Linked DNA regions of Mus musculus: region 2 is linked to region 1. The links are chromatin contacts, found by Hi-C or POLR2A ChIA-PET in ENCODE. All regions are on one chromosome and are shown on one strand. Each heading gives the region's core, a stretch centred on a gene start or an enhancer-like site at or near the end of the contact. The rest is flanking DNA. Distances are from core to core; before and after follow the strand shown.

Region 1 (5,858 bases), core at 2,243-4,742:
ATCAGCATCTGGACTCTGTCGCCAGCCAAGCTACTCCAACGTATTTCTAAAAGCTCAAGGACCACTTGAGGAAGATGGGAACATTTTTGGAGTTTACTTAAGCAGCAAAATAATGGCTAGTTAAGAGAGGTGCTGGCTTGCTACAAACAAGAATCCTCTTACTAGAAAAAACCTGTGAAGCTTGGGGTTAGGGAAATGGTTCAGTGGTAAGAGCACTTAGTTCCCTTGCAAAGGACCTGAACTGAGCTCCCAACATCCACATGACAGCTCACAACCATTCAGAACTCCAGTTGTAGGTGATCCAATGTTTGCCCTTTTCTGACCTTTAGGGTACCAGAAATGCACATAGAGCACATATATGTGAGCCAAGACCAGCCTGGTAAACACAGTGAGCATCAACCTCAAAAACCAAACCAAAAATGAACCAACCAAACAGACCATCCATATACACACAATAAATAAACATCATTTTCTAAAAAATCTGTGAAGTTTTAGAAACACATCATTTCTTTAGTTAAGATTCTCTGATGATAGTGCAAGATGTATTTCTTTCTTTCTTATGTATCTTTCTTTTTTATGTTTTGATTTAATGGAAGTGATTGGTTTGAGGCAGGTTTTTGCTATATAGCCCAGGCTGTCTACAACTTTATCATCCTCCTGCAGAGAGAATAAGGAGAGAGCACACGGAGGGACAGCTAACAAAAAGGTCTGTTTCATGGTTCACATGGAAACCTAATACAGTAGAAGTTTCTTAAAGTATATATAGCTATGAACGTATAAATGGAGTCCCCCCAGTAACAGGGGAGACAAAACTTCAACTAGACATTTCTCACCACTAAATGAAACCTGAAGTGTCAGGAATGGAATACATCTACTTGAATTGTTAGCCAAAGGGGCCCCATGGAAACCTCCAAACAAGTCAGGCGATTGCGAAGGATAGTGATTGCTCTCCAGAAATGGATGGCAAAGTTTTATTGCTGAAGACAACATTTTACATATCTCATTGAACATGGAAAAGTTGAGCCGGTGCCTAATGAGGATCTTTACCGCTACTGACTAATGTTCCCAGTCCTGGAAGGCAGTCTACATGGTACCAAAGGTGGAAGTTAATAACCAACACATGTACAAACCTTTCCATCTACAATAGTGACTTGCCTGCGTGACATGCTTGGGCAACAGTGGCACAAACATTTTGGGTGTAAATAAACACTATGTTGAATTTAAAGCCAACTCCATGAGATAAATTCCATGACAATGTTTGGATGGCCAAGAGCCTAAGACTAGATAGGCCATGGATCTAGGGAAACTTAAATATTATTGTTCTGCTAAAGGAGCGTAGGAGTAAAATTACTCCTAACAACAAAAATCACTGTCTTGCTCAGCCATCATAAGAGAGCTTCTTCCTATAGATGGGAACGAACACAGAGACCCACACTGGACAATGTATATAGTGGGAGGCCTCGGAACACTCAGTCCTAAATGAGATGTCATCATCAAATCTCTCCCCTCAGGACTCAGGAGACTGTGGAAGAGAAGACATAAAGACTGTGAGAACCAGAGGGGATGGTCTATACCAAATAAACAAGGCCATGCAGATACAAAAGAACTGGTGCATATATGAACTCATGGAGAATGTAGTAGTATGCATGGAACTTGCATGGATTCAAGCCAGATGTGCTCCCAGCACTGAGATGGAGAAACAGACAAGAACTTCCAATAGATGATTACTACTTGTAACTGAAAAATTAGTTTATCTAAGGGCATATCTCACTGAAGGGCATGCCCAACAGTAGATGGCCAATATAAAACATACTCAAAGATATTTTCGGAGAATTTTTTTTGTCTCATATTGCTTTGTGTGGGCTTTTATTTTTCTAAGGTTACTGCTGTTTTGCTTGTATGTTATGTTTTCTGATTTTGTGTTTTTATGGGTTTTGTGTATATGGACATGTGTGTGTCTATATGTGTATACATTTTACATACTCTTTTTTCTTTTTCTGTTTGTTTTGTTTTTGTTTATCTTTTCTATGTGCCTGTTTGTTTTCTTAAGAGGGAGAGAAAGAAAAGAGAAAAGGCCTGGAGTTGGAGGTATGGGAAGGTGGGGAAATCTGGAAGGAGATAGGGAGGGCAGACTGTGATCAGAAAGTAATGAATGGGAAACAGTTTGTTTTCTACTAACAAAACAATTTCAACATCAATAAAACATAGTGAAGGTGGTATAACTCAAACCTGTCCTTCATCTGCCCATGCCTTTAACACATATACATTTTATATATATATGTAGTCCAGTAAAATGTGTTGTTTTTCTATGGTCAATGACTACAAATTCAACTACCACAAAGATTGTTAAAATGTGTGCCCTGCTTAACAAGAGGGATTTAATGGGGAGATGCAGACATAGTTTCAGGTACTGATTGTCATTCACCAACTTACTCATAGTGAATAAATAACCAACGAACTCTGCATAAACTGGGCAAACACTAAAGTATCTCACAGAAGTACTGAGACTCCTTTTTAGCTATACTCTATAACCTTGATTCTGTGACTTCAGAAAGATAGTTGAAGCCCTAGTGACTCCATACTTATTGTAGTCATAAGATGTAAGTTAGACAGGAAGGTTGGCGGGGCTCTTATTGCTCCATGAAAACAGCTAGCTCATCCTGAGCATGGAGTAACTGTGGTGTGCTGCTGCTGCTGTTGCTGCTGCTGTTGCTGCTGCTGCTGCTGTTGCTGCTGCTGCTGCTGCTGCTGCTGCTGCTGCTGCTGCTGCTGCTCCCACTGCTCCTGCTGCCAGCCTCACCCATACACCTCTGTCACCCGGAAAAAGGACTGACAGCAGGTACTCCACCACACGTGGAATTCATGAGTGAACGGATGGGTACTTTCCCCCTTTATAACAGACCCACATGCATTTATATGGCTCAGTTGATAAAGATAACACAAATAAGGATGTGGGACATATATCAGGGTAATTGACTAATGAATGGAAAAGTCAAGTTGTGTAAGATATCCCTTATGGAAGACCAGAAGAAAGAGTTGTCCTCTTTAACCTCAAGTAGAAGCTCTACTGCCACTGGTCTATTCAAGGAAATCATTTATACTTTCTTTAAAGGGCTAGTCAATTTCTCCCACAGTGTGTTACGAGATGGGGCTCTACCACTTACATAGTACACATCATATTCCAAGCATCATGTAGGGACTTTTTCAGGGATATCGTCATTCATACTATCTAATTTTACTTTTTTTTTTAACATTTCCCACATTGTGAATGAAGAAAATGAGAATGAAATCTTTCATCATTATTTCCCAAATTTGCCCAAAGATAAGTATAAACTGAGCAGCTGGTTAAAATAGCACTCGGCCCTGCTCCAAGTCTTTTGACTCAGAATGTTCAGGCAAGGAGCCCAGATCTGTCTGACTCTAAATATTAACCCTTTAGATAGGGGCTGCAGGCTACTCCTCTCTTCTCTGGGATGCACATACTAGGCCATGACAATGTCTCACCATCCTTCTCTAATGCATCAGTTTTGTAGGCGAACTCATAAGAGTGCCAAACATAGCCACAGAAGGAATATTACAGCATTAGATCTTGTGGGGGAGGTGAAGTGCTACTAAATTCCGTGACTTCTGGTGAGAGGATTACAGAAAGGCAAGAGAAAAGGAAGGCAATTCAGTTACAGTTTTTTTTCCCTTTAGGCATATGCCCTCCTTCTGACACCCACAGAGGAAAATCAATCCATATTTTCTGCAAATCTCAGCACGAAGCAAGAGGCTTTTCAAGAAGCTCTTGCAGGCTATTTGGAACAGCGTCCTCCAAACCCAGTATTTCTCAAAGGTAACATTCAATAAAATTTTCACAATGCTCTTCTTCATTGTGTATGTAGAACTGGTATTTTATAGGATAAAATCTCCATAGAGAATATCACTGAAAAATGTTGGGGATGTATTAAATCTTCAAAGAGAAAGATGTCACAATTTTCTGACTGTATCAGTTTTAACTGAGTCTCTTTAGAATATTCCACTTACAAAAGTTTTCCTAGAAAAATGTCCCCTTTTTATCTAAAGCATTCTCACTGGCATGCTCTTCAGAAGGTGCAGGAGAGCTGACAGACACTCATATAAATATAATTCTATAATATTTAGCTCATCCAAGTAGATAATTTTTTTAGATCAGATATGATAAAATTGTTTTATTTTAAATTTATTGCAGTCTGACCTGTAACGAGTAATAATTATGCCAACTAAACAAGGAGTAAAACTCCATTGAGCTCATGTGTCTAAAAACCAGAAATTTTTCTTGATATGGAAACCTTCATGACAAATAAGCCCAGAATTTATAGAATAATGTCTTCAGATAAAGCAAGATATCACTTCTTAAATCTGAATAATGTAGATCCTCTTATGAAGAACAAACCAGAGTGTGTTCTTTAGGACCTCAATAAAAATCTTAGAAAAAAGACCAAAGACATTACACATCTGAGTCGTGGAACTAATCTCGAGGGTTTAGTCTTAGAAAGTATGATCATGGTAAACTCAGATCCCTGCCCTAACTGAATCACTTGAATCAACTGGTCATATACATACCTGAGAATCTGAGCAACCAATAGAAGTTGTCAGTTGATGTAAAAAGTTTCATTTAACTGCCAAATTGCTAAGGGAGAAGACAAGCAAAAGCATCAGCAACTCATTGACAAGGCAGTCCAGGGACCAGAACACCCTCCTGCCAATCAAAGCAGATAAGTAGGTGGGGCAAAAGAAGAGAGCTAGAAGACAGACAACAATGAGATGTGAGCAGCCTTGGCTCTTAACTGTTCTCCATCGCTAAACTAACTCTCTCTTTTTTTTTGTTTGTTTGTTTGTTTTTGTTTTGTTTTGTTTTTTTGTCATTCTAGTTAAAGGAGAGTGCCTCACTGTGTAGCCCAGACTGTCCTGGAATTCACTACTTTGCCCAGACGGACTTTGATGTTACAGTGTTCTTCTAAGTGCTAGGGTCCCATACAAGTGCCACCATGCATGAATCCTTCAAAGGCCTTGTTACTATTTGCATGACCCACACAGTGTGGTCTGGCTTGTTCTTTCGTGCATTTAAATACTTGTAATTACAGGTATATACTTCTAGAATTGGGCTGGGGTCAGGATTGGAAGCAAGATGGCAGTGAGAAAGTGAGCTTACTGAGAGCAGCTGGGTGTACCAGTATTGTTCCCAGCCTGGCAAACTATTCCAAGGAAAGAGGACAAAGGAAAGCAGCATTAGCTCAGCTCCAGTAACGGATAGCAGCACAAACGCCCCGACGCAAGGCTTGCAATATGGCCAGTGGTTGTCTCTCCTCTTCCACATTTTGGTTCTGACGATTTAAAGAAGCTATCACAGCAAAAGAAATTGATGAGTCAAGAGCAAGTGCACTACTAAATGTGAGCTAGTAGCTGATAAAATATAGATCACAGAGGAAACCTACACTTTGAAACACGTTGAAATACAGTTTCACACTTCATGTCCCCAGTTCCAATCCCCATTTATTAATTTTTATCAAAGCATAGAACCATATCAAGTCCTAGTTACTTTAGAAACATGGCTTCTCTCACAATGCTTGATAAAGGAAGCATTAATAATTAAAGAAGGGCTGGAAGTAGTACCCCTAAGATTCTTTGGCACAATGTTTTCATATTATTCAATAATGGACAGGGAAATCATGTATCCCTCTGAATAAATGAAAGAAATGGAATGTCTGGTTGCAATTAGTTTGATAATAGAGCAAAATCTAATTTTCAAGTATTTCGATGGCTAGAAATAGAGCCATTAGACTTCACAAGAGTCCAGCCTTCAGACACAATAAACTTGCTAATTAATTTGTAGTTTC
Region 2 (5,858 bases), core at 921-3,420, 93 kb after region 1:
ATAAATTAATATAATAAAGTTATTTTAAGTTATGTTCATAAAAACAAAATTTTCCACTCTCTAGTTATTTTTCTAGGCATTATAATTTCCTTCCCAAGAGGAGGAGAAAAACATCAACGTGGTTACCCAGTTAATTGAAGTTTTGGATAAAATTATGGTAGCTTTTCAGTATTTGATTACCACATAATACAGTGTTTAAGTGAGGGTTCTCAACCTGTGGGTCGAGACCCCTTGAGGGTAAGCTCATTGGGAAAATATTGATATTCACATTATAATTCAAAACATTAGCAAAATCACAGTTATGAACTTATAAAGAAAAAATAATTCTATGGTTGGGGTCACCACAATGTGAGAAACTATATTAAAGGGTCCCGGCATTAGGACCACTGTCTTACTGGCTGCTTTTGCTCTAAAATAGTTATTTCCAAATGTGCGTCTATTTGATGAAACCTGGGCATTTGAGACATTAGTTTTAGAAAGTACATTCTTAGTGAACCTGGTATTTACTCCATTCTGTGAGGCAGCCTCACAAAATTATGACCTACAAGGGCTTATATACAGCTTTCTTGACACTTTCTACAAGCCACGTATTGCTGTTAGAATATGTTTGATGTCCATATAAAGATATAGGTGTCACTAAATTAGTTTAGAAAGCCCTTAAGGGCAAGAAATATATTCCATGTCTTGCTCTATAAAGCACCCAGCAGACTTGCATTGCATAATACAGGGACTCATGAAAATGTCTATTAAATTTAGGCTATAAGAATGACAGGCCTTAGCCATTTAATACAGAGTATAAAGCTGATTTTCTTGGCGGTTTTCCTTATAAGGTAGTTAGAAGACATTAAACGATGTCTCTTGTGTCTGTGATTATCAACTAAGTTTCTGAATTCACTTTACAAAGAAGAAGGTCCCCCCCCCCCCAAATTAATTTTACTTGTAGGATGGAAACAAGACTGTAGAGACAACAAAACATCTGAAGCAAAAGTTCTTGTCTCTAAGACTGGGGCCAGTAGGATCTTCATGGTAGTTGAATTTCTATAACCATGGGAACAGAGATCCATAGCTTAGACATAGGGTTTGCTGGATAAAGGACAGTTTCAGCTCTGTTAACCAGTTCCAGAAAATGCGGTGCTGTCCCTCTCAGACTTAAAGAGCTCCAGGCCAAATTCATCTTTAAGTCACCAAATCTCAGCTTTAGGACCAAACTCAGGTCAGGGACCCACTAGCACAGAGCTTCAGCCTAAGACTTTGGCTCAAAACCACCACACAGCCCTCTAAAATCGTCCCAGCAAGCTCTAAGCAGCCAACAGAACAACGCGTATTTGTCCAGGTCAACAAAGATTCTGATGGAAGAGAGTACCAAGGCCACACAGATGAGGTGACCCAACCAGATTTAGTGAATATAGGAAGTAGTGGGTACTGTCCATCCTGCCTGACAGAGCAATCACCCTTCCCTGGAGGATTACACACACTCTAAAGCTGGCAGAAAACCGCGGGGAGACAGCAGAGCTGGGCTGGCGATGAGGATGGGGAATTTCCATGCTTCCAGGCACTTGCCAGCACTTCAAGCGCCTCAGTCGGTATTCCACGTCCGTAGCTGTCAATCTGCGCGGCCCCTACTAACGCTCAAACTAGTCCTAAGGATCCACTCGGGGTCCCGCGGGGCTTCGCAACCGCCACTTAGAGTTGTCCAAAAGGGGGGCACAAAAAACCCAAGGCGAATGAACAAACGCGCCCAGAAAGGCGAGGGCGCAGTTAAAGTGCCACAGTGGGCACAGCACCGGTGAAGAACGCGGTGGTGCTGACAACCCCAGCACTTGGGAATGCCAGGAAGGCTCGGACGCCGGATGCCAGGACCCCGGCCGCGCCGGAGGAAACCCACCGGGTCCCTGCGCCAGGAAGCCAAGGGACCAGCAGCCCGCTCCCCGCCCCGCCTCTGCCCAACTTCCGCGCCCCGCCCCGCGCCCGACCCTCTCCCCGCCGCGCCCGGCGCCGGCCACACTAACCTGCGCGGCCGCAGGCTCTTCCCGGGACGGAAGCGGGAGCCCGCGGGCGGCGGGCGGAGTTAGTTGGAGGCTCCGGGTCCCAGGGCGGGGACAGGCTGAGCACGCGGCCGCGGCCGCTGCTGGCCTCCTTCCTTCCCGGGCCGCGCGCTGGGCTCCGGGACCGCCCGCTCCCTCCCCCGGGGCGGCTCCCGCCTCGGCTCCGCCTCCAGCCCTCAGAGCCCGGCTTTGGCTTCCCCGCTCCCGGGGAGCGCGCGGCGGGTGCTTGGAGTCCCGGGCGGGTCGGAGGGTGGCCACTGTCCCAAGGTCTCTGGGGAGCGTGGAGAAGGCCAGGGCCCGATAGTCTCTGGGACGCGGCGGAGTCCCGGGTCCTTTCTGGCCAGCCCCGCGCGGTGACCGCGCCAGCTGCGTGGAAAGAGGTAGAGGACGAGATCTGAGTTGGATAGGGGGCTGCTTCCCGAGGGGGTGAGGGACCTCCTTCCTCCTCAGCGCCCTTTGGGCTGGGGCTCTGCCAGGTGGTCTGCACCCGGAGAGAAGATGCTGGTTTCGAACCCTTAGCTGAGGTGTAATTCCATTCGAAGTCACCTCCTGCAGCCAGGTCCCTGAATTCGAACCACACACAGGTTGCATGCGGTTTCCTGGCCAGAACCCCAAGACCAGAGGTTTGCCTTTCCTGACTTCCCACCTCCACCTGCTGTCCCTTTCTGCTTCTGAGGAGCACTCAGCTTTGGCACACAAGACAACCAGACCAGTCCCATCCCGGCATCGCCCTAAAGCAAGAGAAATAGGACAGGATGAGTAAAAGCCAGAAGTGTTGTGTGGTAGAGGTTTGGTCACTGCGCGTTACTATCTGCACACCCCCCCCCCCACGCACACACACACACAATTGAAGAGCTTTTAATAGAAACAGGTATTTAAATCTCCCCTTGTGTAGTGACTTTTGGAGTATTCATGGTGCCCTTGCTGTGCAAAGTCCTCTGCTTCTTTCTCCAGAGTTCCACCATATCTTTTATTTAATCTTATTGTCGCAGCAGATCCCTGTGCTACTGTGGCTCTGCAACCAAGTGCTGGTCTTTTCAAGGAGCTCCTCTCTGCCTCCATCTATGAAGTTCTGTTTGGCAGGATTGGGGGATATTGGAAGAAGGTCACTGAAGATGTGGAAGAAGTCCCTGGAATGAGATGAAGAAAATGCAGTGGAAAGGGGGAGCTAGGGTGAAGGAGGCTATGCTCTCAAGCCACAGGGGAATTCCCAGAAAGAAAATCCATTTCTCCATAGGGAAACTACTTCAGTGACTATCACAGCTTATCAGGCAGCAGTGGTGAGCCAGAGATAAATCAGGTTGACCAGGCCAGTCTGAGCTTTTATTTCTCAACCCAAATTCCAGGGAAAGCCTTTGACCCTAGGTTCTCAGGTAGAGATAAGAAATTCTTTGTAGAAACTAAATGTCATAAAAAGACGTCAGAAACAGATTCAGTTTACTGATGAGGGCGACACACACTAGGGCTGATCTTTGGCATTGCTCCTAAGTCATTTCTTTACCCTGGTCTAAATGAAACAAGCTCTTAAAACCCTTTTTGAAGCAAGGTGTCATTGAGATAGCCACTCTTCTGTGCTCTCTGTATGCACATTCATAGATATATGTGCCTTCTCCAATACAAACAAATAAACAAATGGTTAATTTTTTGTGAGAGAAGAAAACTTGATTTAGTGTTCTCAGGCTGTAGTGGACTTTTTTTTTTTTTTAATACAATACCTTCTGATCCCAAGAAAATTTCTTGTTCACAGGTGTGTGTGTGTGTGTGTGTGTGTGTGTGTGTGTGTGTGTGTGTGTGTGTGAAAGAGAGAGAGAGAGAGAGAGAGAGAGAGAGAGAGAGAGAGAGAGAGATCGTTAAAATGTCTAACTATACTCTTGTCTCATACCCTCAAGCTCCTGGTGGACAGTTTAGGGTTTCAGAATGCAAACTCAGTTCTGGTGTCCTAGTTTGGTTTGGGTGTTCTGTTGCCGTGATAAAACACACACAATAGTCAACTTGGGAGGAAAGGGTTTGTTCAGCATACACTTTCAGGAAACTGTCCATCTCTGAGGGACTAGGCAGAAGCTCAGCCAAGAACCTAGAGGCAGGAACAGAAGCAAAGACCATCACAGAGGAATGCTGTTTCCTGGATTTTTTTTTTTTAATAGCTTGCTCAGCTTGTTTTCTTAGTCAGTTTGGAGCCATTTGCCTAGGAGTGGCACCACCCTTGGTGGGCCAAGCTTTCCCACAGTCAGGAATACATCAAGACAATGACTCCAGAGGCCAATCTGATGAGGGTAATTCCTAATTTGAGGGTCCCACTTCCCAGGTGACTCTAGTTGCTGTCAATTTGACAAAAGACTCATCAGCCCTCTAGGGAAGCCACCTCAAGCCTGCAGCCAGAGAGCTTCAGGAGTTGTGGCTTTAGGGCATGCCAATTTGTATGTAGGCAGCAATAATTAGAAGCAAACCATAACAAAGCCTTCTCCTACCACTGAAAAAGTCATCCCCTACAGGGATAACATTAAATTAAGGTCCTTTCTGGTACTGTATGCTATCAGTTTAATTCTATAATGCTATGCGTAGTCATGGTGCAAAAGATGTGCAGCCAGCCAACAGCTAAGAACGTGAGGCATAATTTATGGAGAGCAGCATGTTCATAGGCAGTGCTGTGGAGCAGATGGAGGTACACATTTCCCTGTAAAGCTCCCAATTGTTTTCTCAATCTGCCATCATGTGATTGTTGCTTGCGCAGTTCTCCAAGCTGACCCACCTCATACAAAATTGTTAGGAGCATCTCATCTGTACAACACCCGTGTTTGGTTTGGAAGATAGACGTTCTGAGCACACTCAAGTAAAGGTAGACATTCTAAGCACACATGAGTAAAGATGAATTCGTGGAGAATCTTTGCTGTTTCCCTTCTGTTGGGCCACATCTAAGAGACACTTCCTTGCGAGGATGGGTGCGGTAGAGAGTACTTATTCTGCAAATACTGCGGAATGTGCAGGTCCATGAGCTTCTCTGGAAAAAGAAGGAAATATAAATGCTTTCTTATTCTGCACTTCACATATGACCTAAGAGTGCCCAGTCTTGATCAAGAGCAGAAAGCTACATGGAAATCCAAGAATGAGCTTTGAGTTGGTTGCATCAACCAGTCAAAATTGCTTATGCATATTTAGGACGGCAAGAGAAAATATTAATTTCAATTTACAAGTCATCGAAAGGCACCTTGTGGCCCACATAATGAATAGCCCTGTGTTAAAAGTAATACATGTTTGTTCTTTCACAAATAAATTTCCCTCTGAAATATAGACATCTGTCAAGGACTCAATTATCTTTCCCTGCATGAGCTGTAAAAGAACATAAAGGAAATAATATACTACACTGCTTATTTGAAAGAGATCAGGGGTATGCAGCTCCACACTGGCACGTTCTTAATTTCATGGTGTTAAGAAAAGAAACTCTGAGCGTGGAACAGCAAACCCCTTCCTGCTGTACTTGTGCAATTCCCATCAGTGTACACATAGGGGAAGGGTTTTTTCCTCATTAAGTAGAATCACTAAGATCGCTTCCCTGTCTTACTCTACTAACCCTTGTAAGGAGAATGTGCACATCGAATTTCCTTTGAAAAAACAAAGGAATCACCACACTCCTGGGCTCCAAGAGTATGCAGAAGAACAAGGGCACAAAGTGTATTTCACAGATGTAAATGGTCATTTAAATGAGATTAGACATTTATGAAATGTATGCATCAAACAGCCCCCCCCAAATCAAAAAATATAATAAGACATAGTTAAGCTGAGCTAGGCTGCCTCCATGCAATGTAAACGGGTTGC

Evidence for each region. A loop is a pair of places that touch in the nucleus more often than their neighbours do. ChIA-PET counts read pairs that join two places held with the same protein, here RNA polymerase II (POLR2A).
Region 2: a loop to region 1 is called in a map of heart, with 1.8 times the contacts of the local background. The contact joins the promoter of Pam here to the enhancer-like site in region 1. A Hi-C loop is called at or near these places in 1 of 37 maps with a recorded cell type or tissue (heart). POLR2A ChIA-PET finds 5 or more read pairs at or near these places in 1 of 5 experiments (embryonic stem cell).

The regions. Positions count from the first base shown.
Region 1 is chr1:97,999,576-98,005,433 of GRCm38, forward strand. The region is part of intron 1 of Pam (peptidylglycine alpha-amidating monooxygenase); the gene reads right to left. Among named protein-coding and RNA genes, the nearest start is that of B230216N24Rik, 45 kb to the right of the region's middle. Within about 2 kb of position 3,493, at least 1 of the 3 ENCODE cell types and tissues checked has a DNase peak (open chromatin) inside an H3K27ac peak, as active enhancers do.
Region 2 is chr1:98,093,476-98,099,333 of GRCm38, forward strand. It overlaps Pam (peptidylglycine alpha-amidating monooxygenase), which reads right to left and starts at 2,171. Exons shown (of 26, transcript NM_001357127.1): 1 at 2,010-2,171.